Linked DNA regions of Homo sapiens: region 1 is linked to region 2. A link is a contact called in ENCODE Hi-C or POLR2A ChIA-PET data. All regions are on one chromosome and are shown on one strand. The core of a region is the stretch at or near the end of the contact, and the rest is flanking DNA. Distances in the headings are between cores, read along the strand shown. Region 1 overlaps LINC02762 (long intergenic non-protein coding RNA 2762). Region 2 overlaps LINC02762 (long intergenic non-protein coding RNA 2762).

What was found. Hi-C counts contacts between places; a loop is a spot of excess contacts on that map. ChIA-PET counts read pairs that join two places held with the same protein, here RNA polymerase II (POLR2A). Pooled maps may share reads with other maps.
Region 1: a loop to region 2 is called in a map of right cardiac atrium, with 4 times the contacts of the local background. The contact joins two enhancer-like sites. A Hi-C loop is called at or near these places in 8 of 168 maps with a recorded cell type or tissue (IMR-90, MCF 10A, PC-3 and 5 more) and 13 of 50 pooled maps. POLR2A ChIA-PET finds 5 or more read pairs at or near these places in 2 of 52 experiments (AG04450 and OCI-LY7).

Annotation. Positions count from the first base shown.
Region 1 is chr11:112,352,915-112,358,269 of GRCh38, forward strand. It overlaps LINC02762 (long intergenic non-protein coding RNA 2762), which reads left to right. Exons shown (of 4, transcript NR_126004.1): 3 at 5,189-5,233. Among named protein-coding and RNA genes, the nearest start is that of LINC02762, 85 kb to the left of the region's middle. Within about 2 kb of position 2,849, at least 2 of the 41 ENCODE cell types and tissues checked have a DNase peak (open chromatin) inside an H3K27ac peak, as active enhancers do.
Region 2 is chr11:112,288,511-112,293,261 of GRCh38, forward strand. The region is part of intron 1 of LINC02762 (long intergenic non-protein coding RNA 2762); the gene reads left to right. Among named protein-coding and RNA genes, the nearest start is that of LINC02762, 20 kb to the left of the region's middle. RefSeq lists a silencer at 1,560-1,869 and an enhancer at 1,666-2,414. Within about 2 kb of position 1,666, at least 11 of the 41 ENCODE cell types and tissues checked have a DNase peak (open chromatin) inside an H3K27ac peak, as active enhancers do.

The DNA.
Region 1 (5,355 bases), core at 1,599-4,098, 66 kb after region 2:
ACTTCTTTACTGCTTTTACCTGGATCCTGACCCAGATCTCTCTATAATTTGCCACTGAAGTGTTTTTGTGTCTCAGTAGCACCTGCCTGTGATAGCTGTGCATTGATAAGTCCTCCATGTAGCCTGCATGCTCTGCTCTGCTGTCCTCAGCCCTCAGTCCCCTTCCCCAGCTGCCATGACCAACTTCCCTGTGCATAACAAGGTGTTAGTCATCAACTGGGTGCGGGGGTGAGGGAGGAAGAGTCAAATGGGATTGAATAGTGTTGAGTCGACTTGAGCAAAAGAGACACCATTAATGGAGGAAAAATGATATGTAAGATGGTATTACACATGGCTTTTTAAAGCATAGGGGACTGGTGGTCAGTAAAGAACTGAATGCAGTCAGAATAAGAAGATTGACTAACTTCATTGACTTTTAAAAAATATGTATATTTTTAATAGTTTTCTTCATTTAAAAGAAACATTTATTATAAGCAATTTAGAAAATTTCTCTCAGAGAAGTGAAAAGAGAGAGAAAAAATTTACCCATATTCTGATCACAGAATAACTGGCACACTGAGCAAGTGGAAATCCCCAAAGTGTAAACAAACAACTTTCAAACTGTTTTTCAAACTGTTGTTCAAGCTGGTTCAAACCTGCTCTCTGCCTGGTACTGTTTTGTTCCTTTGGTAAATCTAGGGCAGATGTCTTGACTCCTTTTTCCCCTGTCAAATAAGGGAAGTTCTCTTATAACTTTTAATCACAAAAACTCTGTCAGTGATTTAATTAATTAATTAATTTGTTATTGAGATGGAGTCTCACTCGCTCTGTCACCCAGGCTGGAGTTCAGTGGTGAGATCATGGCTGACTTCAACCTCCACCTCCTTGTTCAAGTGATTCTCCTGCCTCAGCCTCCCAAGTAGCTGGGACTACAGGTGCCTGCCACCACACCTGGCTAATTTTTGTATTGTTAGTAGAGATGGGTTTTCACCACGTAGGCCACATTGGACTTGAACTCCTGATCTCAAGTGATCCGCCTGCCTTGGCCTCCCAAAGTGCGGGATTACAGGTGTGAGCCACCGCTCCTGGCCTCTGTCAGTGATTAAAATGTCCATTCTGTGTAGAAGCAAAATTCAATATTTAAAATTTCTCTGTAACAAAGACTGACAACTGTCCACCAAAATCCATTTTCCCTTATAATAAAAGTTCTAATCTCATGGCTGGCCAGCAGACTCAATTTCCCAGTCTTCCTTGCAGTTAGAAGTGGCCGTGTGACTGAGGTCTAGCCAATGGAATGTGAACAGAGGGATAGGTTTCATTTCCAGGCCTGTCCCAGAAACACTTCCCATGTGTGCTTCTTCATACTATCTCCTCTTTCTGGTTGGCTGACATGGGAGTGATCCAGATCTCTCTATAATTTGCCACTGAAGTGTTTTTGTTTCTCAGTAGCACCTGCCTGTGATGGCTGTGCATTGATAAGTCCTCACGTAGCCTGCATGTGGGAGCTGTCTGTTAAAGATCATCAGTGTGGGACTCTAACTGCGTGGATGAAGCAAAGCCCACTGCTTTCCCTACTACCCTAACCTGGCACTTTCCTGTACTGTTATATGAGCAAGAAACAGACTTGTACTGTGTTGAGTCACTGCATGTTTGGGACTTTTTGTTACTGCAGCCTCTCACACTCTAACTGATACGCTCTCCAGCTGTGGTCTGTCAGGCTAAAAGCCTGCACTGGGAAAAGGAGGCACAATGAGCTCTCTACTATCCTGCTTGGTACCTCCTCACCCCATCCTCAATCTACTGACTTACTAACTGCAGTTTCTGAACACTGTAGGGTTGGCTGGAGCATAGAGGAAGTGGGAGAGGCAGGAAAGAGCTTACTTGGCTGGGACTGTCATGATCTTGCTGTTTTGGTGCCCCCATTGTTTTGGTAGACATTCAAAGTTGACCCTTTTTCTTGTGGGTTGCTTTTGTGGGGTGTGCTAGATATCTTTATTTGTCTCTCCATAGCCAACCTCTCATCCTCCTTCACCCTGCTTTGTTTCCTGGGCTGGTGCATGTAGAATGTATCAAAGGGCTCCCTTACCTTTCAGTGTCTGCTTGAGTTTGGTGAGTGGGGATCCCTGGCAGGAGTCTGGAGAGAGTCAGGGGAGAGAGGCTGGGGTAGTTATTCCCCTGGTTCCCTCTCTGTGGGGTCGACATCGTCTGGCTGCATCCCTCCATTGAAGGTTGCAGCTCCCAGCAGGTTCTCTGTAGACACTCCTCCCTGTACCTGGGCTCCCAGTTCTGCCCTATTAGGATGCTAAGGCTGTTATTAGCTTCAGAACACTGCACTATTCCCCCAAGGTCTTCTGCCCCACTCACAGCTTCATACATAATCTTTTTATTAATCTCTCCTCAAATGATCTAATTTGAGTGCCACCTATTCTGCTATGCCCCTAATACAGTGGGTTTTTTGAGATGCCCTCACCTGAAGCATCCAATAGTGTGCACTTCTGCTGATGTGGGTGATGCATCTGCTATGCTGCTGCTTATAATTTGTCCCTCGGCTCCTGAGCATTCTGTTATCTGTCCTTTCCAAGTGCTTCAGAGAAATGGGGGCTCAGAGATTTTCTGTGACTTGCCCAGGGCCCCAGGGTTAGTGGGTGGTTGAGCTGGTGCTCTTCTCCCTGCCATGTGCCACTTACATTACCAATCACTTTCCCAAAAACAGTTCTGCCAGGCTGTACACCAGCTAAAAAGTGAAATAATCCTATTTTTCAGCCTGAATCGAGTGCTACATGGATAAAAGAGTGAGTTGATGGAGCTGGCCTTGGGCAAGCTCATTCTTCGGCATGTGGACAAATGCCTGACAAGATGATTATGTCAGGAAGTTGCAGGAAGGAGACAGAACAAGCAATTTAGGCCTGGATTCTGCTGTGCTCTTGCCAAATGAGATAGCCAGGGACTCAGTGAGAGGAGGTGCCAGCAGGGGGCCCTCTGGGCAGGTAGGTGTGGCCAACTGGCCATGTTTGCAAACACTTCAGCTTGAGTGGAGGCTGAATCTGCCACCACCACCTCCTCCCTAGCCCTAAAAACATCGTATACTACTTGGGCATCTCTTGGCAAAGGCAGCGTTGACTCACAGCCCCTCAGCCTTAAATCCTAGAGGCAGTGTGGGATGCGGCCATTGCTCTGTTGCCTGACGCTCCCTAGAGAGCAGAGCTCTTGCCAGCCCCTCAGCCTGGGTTTTCCCCAAAGCAGATCCAAGTGGATCCAACTGAGGCAATTGCAGACATCAGGAGTTGCTCCCTCGGGGTGCCTTCTTTGACCCCACCCATGGGCTGGGTACTGCTCCTAGATGCTTTCATGAGGCCCTGTTCTTATAACCTCTCTTATTTCTTTTATTTATTTACTTATTTTTTTTTGAGATAGGATCTTACTATGTTGCCCAGGCTGGAGTGCAGTGGTAATATCACAGCTCACTGCAGCCTCAACCTCCCAGGGTTCAGGTGATCCTCCCACCACAGCCTCCTGAGTAGCTGGGACTACAGACATGCACCACCTTGCCCAGCTAATTTTTTTGTATTTTTTGTAGAGTTGGGGTTTCGCCATGTTGGCCAGGCTGGTCTCAAACTCCTGGGCTCAAGTGATCCACTCACTTTGGCCTCCCAAAGTGTTGGGACTACTGGTGTGAGCCACTGCGTCCGGCCATCCTTTATTATTTCAACAAATATTTATGAACACTGACTACTGTTGACCTTTCATATCTGTGGATTCTGCATTTGCAGATTCAACCAACCTTGGATTTAAAATATTTGGAAAAAATACAAATAAAAAATACAGTATAATAACTATTTACATAGCATTTACATGGTATTAGGTATTATAAGTAATCTAAAGATGATTTAAAGTGTAAGGGAGGATGTGCATAGGTTATATGCAAATATTACATCATTTTATGTGAGGGACTTGTGCATCCTTGGATTTTGGCATCTGTGGGGGATCCTGGAACCCATCCCCCTGGATACTGGACGGTGACTATGTGCCTAGGCCTATGCTAGAGCCTCGTTCTAAAATTTAGACTCTCTTGTAAGTAACACTTGTTATCATTGTTTTGTAATTATTTCTTTACCCCAGAAGACACCAGGTAAATCACTGGCTTAAAAAATTTAAATATTCTTATTTTTAGCTTGGCTAGAATGCTGCATGAATTTTGGGAGGCTGTGTCTTTTTGTTATTTTAAAAATATTTTATTAAAAAATCTTTGTAGCCTAGTGCCTTGTGCATTACCTACAAACAGAAGATACTCCATCCATGTTTACTAAATTAATGAATGGATGTGGCATTTGGTGTCGGCTATTGAATAAGCTGGGGCTTGGGGATTCCTTGGCAGTTGTTTTTTTTCTTTCTGTCAGGGGAGGAAAGCAAGTCTGTCAAGTGCTGTTCAATGAGATATCCAAGGCCATGGGCAGAGCTGAGCTCAGAGCTCAGAGTTCCTGGAGTGTCCACACCTCTCTCCTTTGTGCTTCTTGCAGCTCCTGTACCCCTTACCCTGGGGCAGCCAGTATGAATGCATGAGGCACATGTGGGGACTCTGCTTCTGAGTTCGGATACTGCATGCCATCACCATTATCCCTGAATGTTCCAGATGAGAACACTGAGATCCAGAGCTGCCGCCCCTCAAGGCCTCTAGGCAGAGAGGTGGAGTGGAGGCTAAGTCTGTTACCCTTCAGCCACCCAGCACTGCTATGCCAATGGGTTTACCATTTCAGTGCCTCCTCACTGGTCTAAGTGACAGACACTGACATTCACACATTCTCAGCCAGGGTGGGTGGCATCATGCCATGGATGGCACCAAATTGGGTGTTGGGGAAGTACTGCTGTGTCCCTTCCCTCCAGCTCTCCCAGCTCATTGGCCCCAGCTGTGCATGTAGCAGGGGCTCAGGAAATAGGTATGGGAATGAACGGAGTAATCTGCCTCAGGAATCTTAGAACAACACAAAAACAACCTTACCAACAGTACTTGGTCTAACACTTCATAGTCCTCTAAGTGGTTTCACTGTGTTATCTTGTTTCATGTACCTGCTCTCATTTGAAATTGTTGCAGGGTATAAGCATATAATTAAAATACCAATTAAGCCACATTCTGAAATACATCAGGCTGTGTGTGAGCATGAATTAGGAAAAAGTCAAATGACAATTCATCAATCTAGGACTCATTCCCCAGGTGCAATCCACAACCTACCTCCTCTGCATCCCAGTTTTGCTCCAGGTATGTTACAGTCCTCACTGCACTGTGCCTTATTAATTGTTCGTCATGTTGCTCTCTTGTCTCCTCTTTCGGGAATTCTTCCTCCCTTTTCTGTATGTGAAAGAAAATCTTCCTTAATCTTC
Region 2 (4,751 bases), core at 416-2,915:
CAGAGAGAAGAGCAAGGGCACAAAGTGCTGAGGTGGGAAAGCATTTGGCAAGAAAGAAGATGCTTGCAGGAGGAGCACTGTGAACCCTGGGGAGTGTGGGATGAGGAGAGGAGCAGGAGTGAGTTCCATGCATGTTCCCAAACTCTGTGCTGAGGTGTTCTTGGAGCTGCTGTGGATTCAGAGGGGCTCTTTGAGATATTTTAAAGGCCAAAGGCAACACTCAACTTTTGTTGGGCTCCATGCAAACTACTAAGTAGTGCAGGATAGCTTGAAGACTCAATATTAGATTGCCCTACAGTTTTTTTTTTTTTTCCTTGAGATGGTGTCTCACTCTGTTGCCCAGGCTGGAGTGCAGTGGTGTGATCTTGGCTCACTGCAACCTCCGCCTCCCAGGTTTAAGAGATTCTCCTGCCTCAGCCTCCTGAGTAGCTGAGAATACAGGCACATGCCACCACGCCCAGCTAATTTTTGTATTTTTAGTAGAGATGGGGTTTCTCTACTACTACCATGTTGGTTGAGCTGGTCTCGAACTCCTGACCTCAAGTGATTCACCTGCCTTGGCCTTTCAAAGTGCTGGGATTACAGGTGTGAGCCACCACGCCTAGCCTGCCCTACATGTTTTTTGATAAAACCATATTTTTCTGAAGCTACATTTTCAGTTTTTGTCATTTGCTGTGACATAAAACACGTACCATGGGAAAATCAATATAGAATAGGAAATGAGGGCGGCAGCGTCTAATCCAATTCCAAGGTCTGAGAAGTTGCGCAGTGCTCAACAAGCACACACATCCCGTTAGTGAGAAGTTGTGGCTAAGAATGAGATAAGTTTTTTTTTCTAGTTTATATGCAATATTTTTTCTAGTGGCTACTAGTTGTTAGGACAGAAATACTTCTTACTTGGGTCTAGCTACTTAATACACAGAACAGTCAGGTATTTCTTTAGGCCTAGGGTTACTGTGAAAAAAAGCATTGAGACATTAAGGGCATGATAAACAGACAAGGTTAGAAACTCCCGGGCTAGGTGATGAGCTGTCATGAAATCTTTCTCATTTCAAGCGCACAACTTCATATTGTTGCCTTTTCATAGACCCAGGGGTGTGTGTTTCTGTGCATTTGTGGATAACCTGAAAACGTCGTCTAGATTTTGTAACTGGGAGGGTCCCCAACCTGCCTGACCATTAGGATCACCTGGGGGAACTTTGCAAAAATAGTTCCCTGGCCTCTGCCCAGGGGATTCTAATTCAGTGGGTCTGACATTTGAATCTGAGTTCAAAGATCTCTGCTCCAACTCGCATTCTTTCAGGCAGCCAGGATGGCCCAAGTGGAGCCGGCCTGCCCAGATTTGGGGGTCCTAGTTGTTATACGTTGTGCCTGGGGCCAGGCTGTGTGGCTTTTTCGGATCCCCAAGACTGGGAAGGGGCGTGGAGCACGTGTCCGTTGGAACCCTGGGGGAGGTCGGTGCTGGAAGCGCTCATCTCCACCTCCAGTCTGGGTGCGCTGCGTGAGTGACCCGAAAGGAAGATGATTCTTGCCGTAGGAAGCCCCTGCCAGGACAGTCACCACCTCCCAGGCCCAGTGGACTCGGACCCGAGCGTCCTCCGGGAGGGTTTCTGGGGCGTGGCGGCTGAGCGCGGTTCGGGGAGACGCGGCCGGGAGGTGGCAGCAGCGGCCCTCTGGCAGACACGGTGCGTGCCGGGGGGCGGGGACGCGGGCGGCTCCGGGCGGGCGTGGTCCCTCTTGCGGGCGCCTGGGCTGGTCGGGCGGATCCCGGAGAGGGGGAGCCGCGGGGACGCAGCGACAGACTCGGGGTGCTGGCAGCGGCAGCCCACGCCTCCCAGGGATTGCAGGCCTGGGCGCCGGGGTTGGACCAGTCTCCCGGGCATGGCACGCCCTGGTTATTCTGTACCCGTGATTTGTGGCGGGGCAAGACGTTAAGTTGGGTGACACCGAGGTGAGCCACGGTCCTCGGCACCAGATGAGGAACCACTGTCTCAATAAGGTGTGACATGGAAAATGTGTGTGTCTTATGTGTGACTGAAAAATACCTCCTTTGCTGACGTCTAAAATTTCACTATTAGAGATGCATTCTTTTGTCCTAAAGATTATTCTCTATTCAAGGCCCTGGGAGGGAGCAGTGCATTAGAACTTGAACTCTTTAGGGTGAGAATGATTTAATCTTATCTTTGTCGGCGAGGGAAGGGTTAGCCCTCAGTGCTCAAGACACAAAGAGGACTGAAGGCGCATTAATTGGTACTTGCTAATCAAGCCTTAGAGACCAGAGCACTCCAGGGGAATTTTACTTTGGAGAGAAATCTCATTGGCCCTGGAGCAGCCCTGTATCCACTTTGTGAATGTTTTAGAGAGGGTTAATGGGGTACTAGCACAGTGTGATTAGTTCAGTTCATTGGATTATCATTTTGTAAAAGAGGCAGCATCTTTACTAGTACTCTAATAAATTATAAAATTATTATATCCATTTCTGTTCCTTGTACCTTCTTTCTTTGAATTAAGAAAATGGTGTGGTAAGGTACAGTGAACTTTTGAGCCAGAAATTCCTGGCTTGGAGACCCCTCTCTGCCATCTGTTGACTGGCTCTGTAATTCTGGAAAACACCCTTTCTAAACTTCAGTTTTCTCATCTGTAAAATGGGAAAAATGCTGCCTACTTGGATGGTGATTGTGAGCATTAAATTAAATTCTGGAGGGAAAATATCTGGTATTTGTGTACTGATTTCAGGTCTCAGTGCTGTGTGTGTAATGGTTACCGTGAGAGCTTCCCTGCAATCCGAATTTGTGTGTCTCATTCTCAGTGACACCAGTGATGCTGTTAAACAAGGACAATCCGGTTCATGGATTGTGACAACGCACGCTGACATCAAGCAGACCCTGCCGTCAGGTACAGAGGGCACCACAGTGACCAGGAACTGCTGTCCTTTCATACCAGGTTTTAGGAGGCTTTACCAGAAGGAATGGAAAATGCTGGTGGGCAGTAAGATTGAAACAGCATCTGAGGACTGGTTCTGCACAAAACCTTAAATTCTTCAAGGACTTTGACATTTGTTTATTCTTGTAACAAATTAAAACCTATCCTGTGTGTTGGTTAGAGATCTTCAAACTGTAAATACCTTGAGGCAGGAGTGAGGTTTTTATCTTTTAAAGGACAGGCCCCTACTCTCCTACGTAATGAGTTTCTAAAAATGGATGTGAGCACCAATCAATATTTCTCTGGTTGTTAAAGTCAAGAATAAAATGGTATTTTTAAGCTCGCAACTGTGTAGGATGAATTCTGTACACTTTTATTTCCCTCTGTTCTCCTTTCCTATTTGAAAGTTTATTAGTTTGTGGACTTGGGATCGGATTATTCATGCATTATTTTTTGATGTTGTATGTCTCTTGGTTCTTGGGTATTTTTGACACATATTCTGTCTTGTAACCATAGTTAAACAATTGTTTTAGACCAACTCTCTGTGTGTAATTGGCTTCAACACTCACTGCTAGTCCTTTGACGCTCTGTTTTTTTCCATTCTTGAGTAATTTTAAGTCATCACTTGGGCAGTTGAAATATATTTTAAAGTGATTTAAAGAATATGTGAGTGGCAGACATTCTGAACTCTTTTGGTTGTCTGTCCTCAAAAACTAAAACTTATTTGTGAGTAAAATTTTCATCTAAGTGTTTTCCATATAAAAACTCTGTCAGCTACTGCTCCATTGTAGTAGACACAAAAAAGTCAGCACAATTTTCATCCCTCCCTCCCTCCCTTCTCTTCCCCTTCCCCTTCTTGCCCTCCTTCCTTCCTTCCTTCTTTCCTTCCTTCCTTCCTTCCTTCCTTCCTTCCTTCCTTCCTTCCTTTTTCTTTTGTTTCTGAATGTACAAAGAAAACACTTAAAAATTTGCTTGTAATTTAAAAACTTGTCAGGATATTTCTGGATTTGAGTGTTTCTTGGTTACTTTTACCTGGAACCTGGTGAACTGAGTCCATTCCTCTGTTTGCCCTTTCTGTACTTTTTTGGAAAGTTTTCTTTAATTATATCTTCAATTATTGTTTCTCTTTTGATTGTTCTAGATTCTTCTTCAGAAACATAACTCTTAGGCTCAATCTCTATTCCTGGTCTTCCATAGCTATCGTCTTCTTTTTAAAGTACTGTATTTTATTGAATCTAAGCTAGTATTTGTTGTAAGAAGCACTATTATTATATGTACAACTAAGGAAGAAAAAATGCTGCCAATTAAACTGTGACATAATGCCATGATTACAGTCCTGTGAAATTGGTAAGTTGCTCACACCATTCTCTCTCTTATTTTGATAGACTTCATCTATTTTGAGGGACTTGGCAGTTGCTCCTGCCTTTGGTTGCATTGTTTGGCATGTGACAGGCAATTCTTTTTGCATGAGTCTCAGTTACAAAACATAACACAGTTTCTACTTAAGGATACCTTCTTTTCTTGGGTCCTGTCAAGCACTTAGTTTAAAAAAAAAAAAAGAATTGCAGTGGTTGGTCCAATAATAGACATTTGCTTCAGTAATATCAAATTACATCCTGCTGCTTGAATTCCATGCCTTTCTGCATACATAATAACTTCTCATTTCAATGCCAAACCATAGTGTAATCTTTTAAAAGACATTTTAAATGGCAATTAAACTCACATGTAATTGCAACAATGTATACAACTCAATTAAAGTGCTAACAACATGAACAACTGAGACCAAGTTCACCCATGCCCAGGTCTTGATGACCTCACCATGGCAGCTC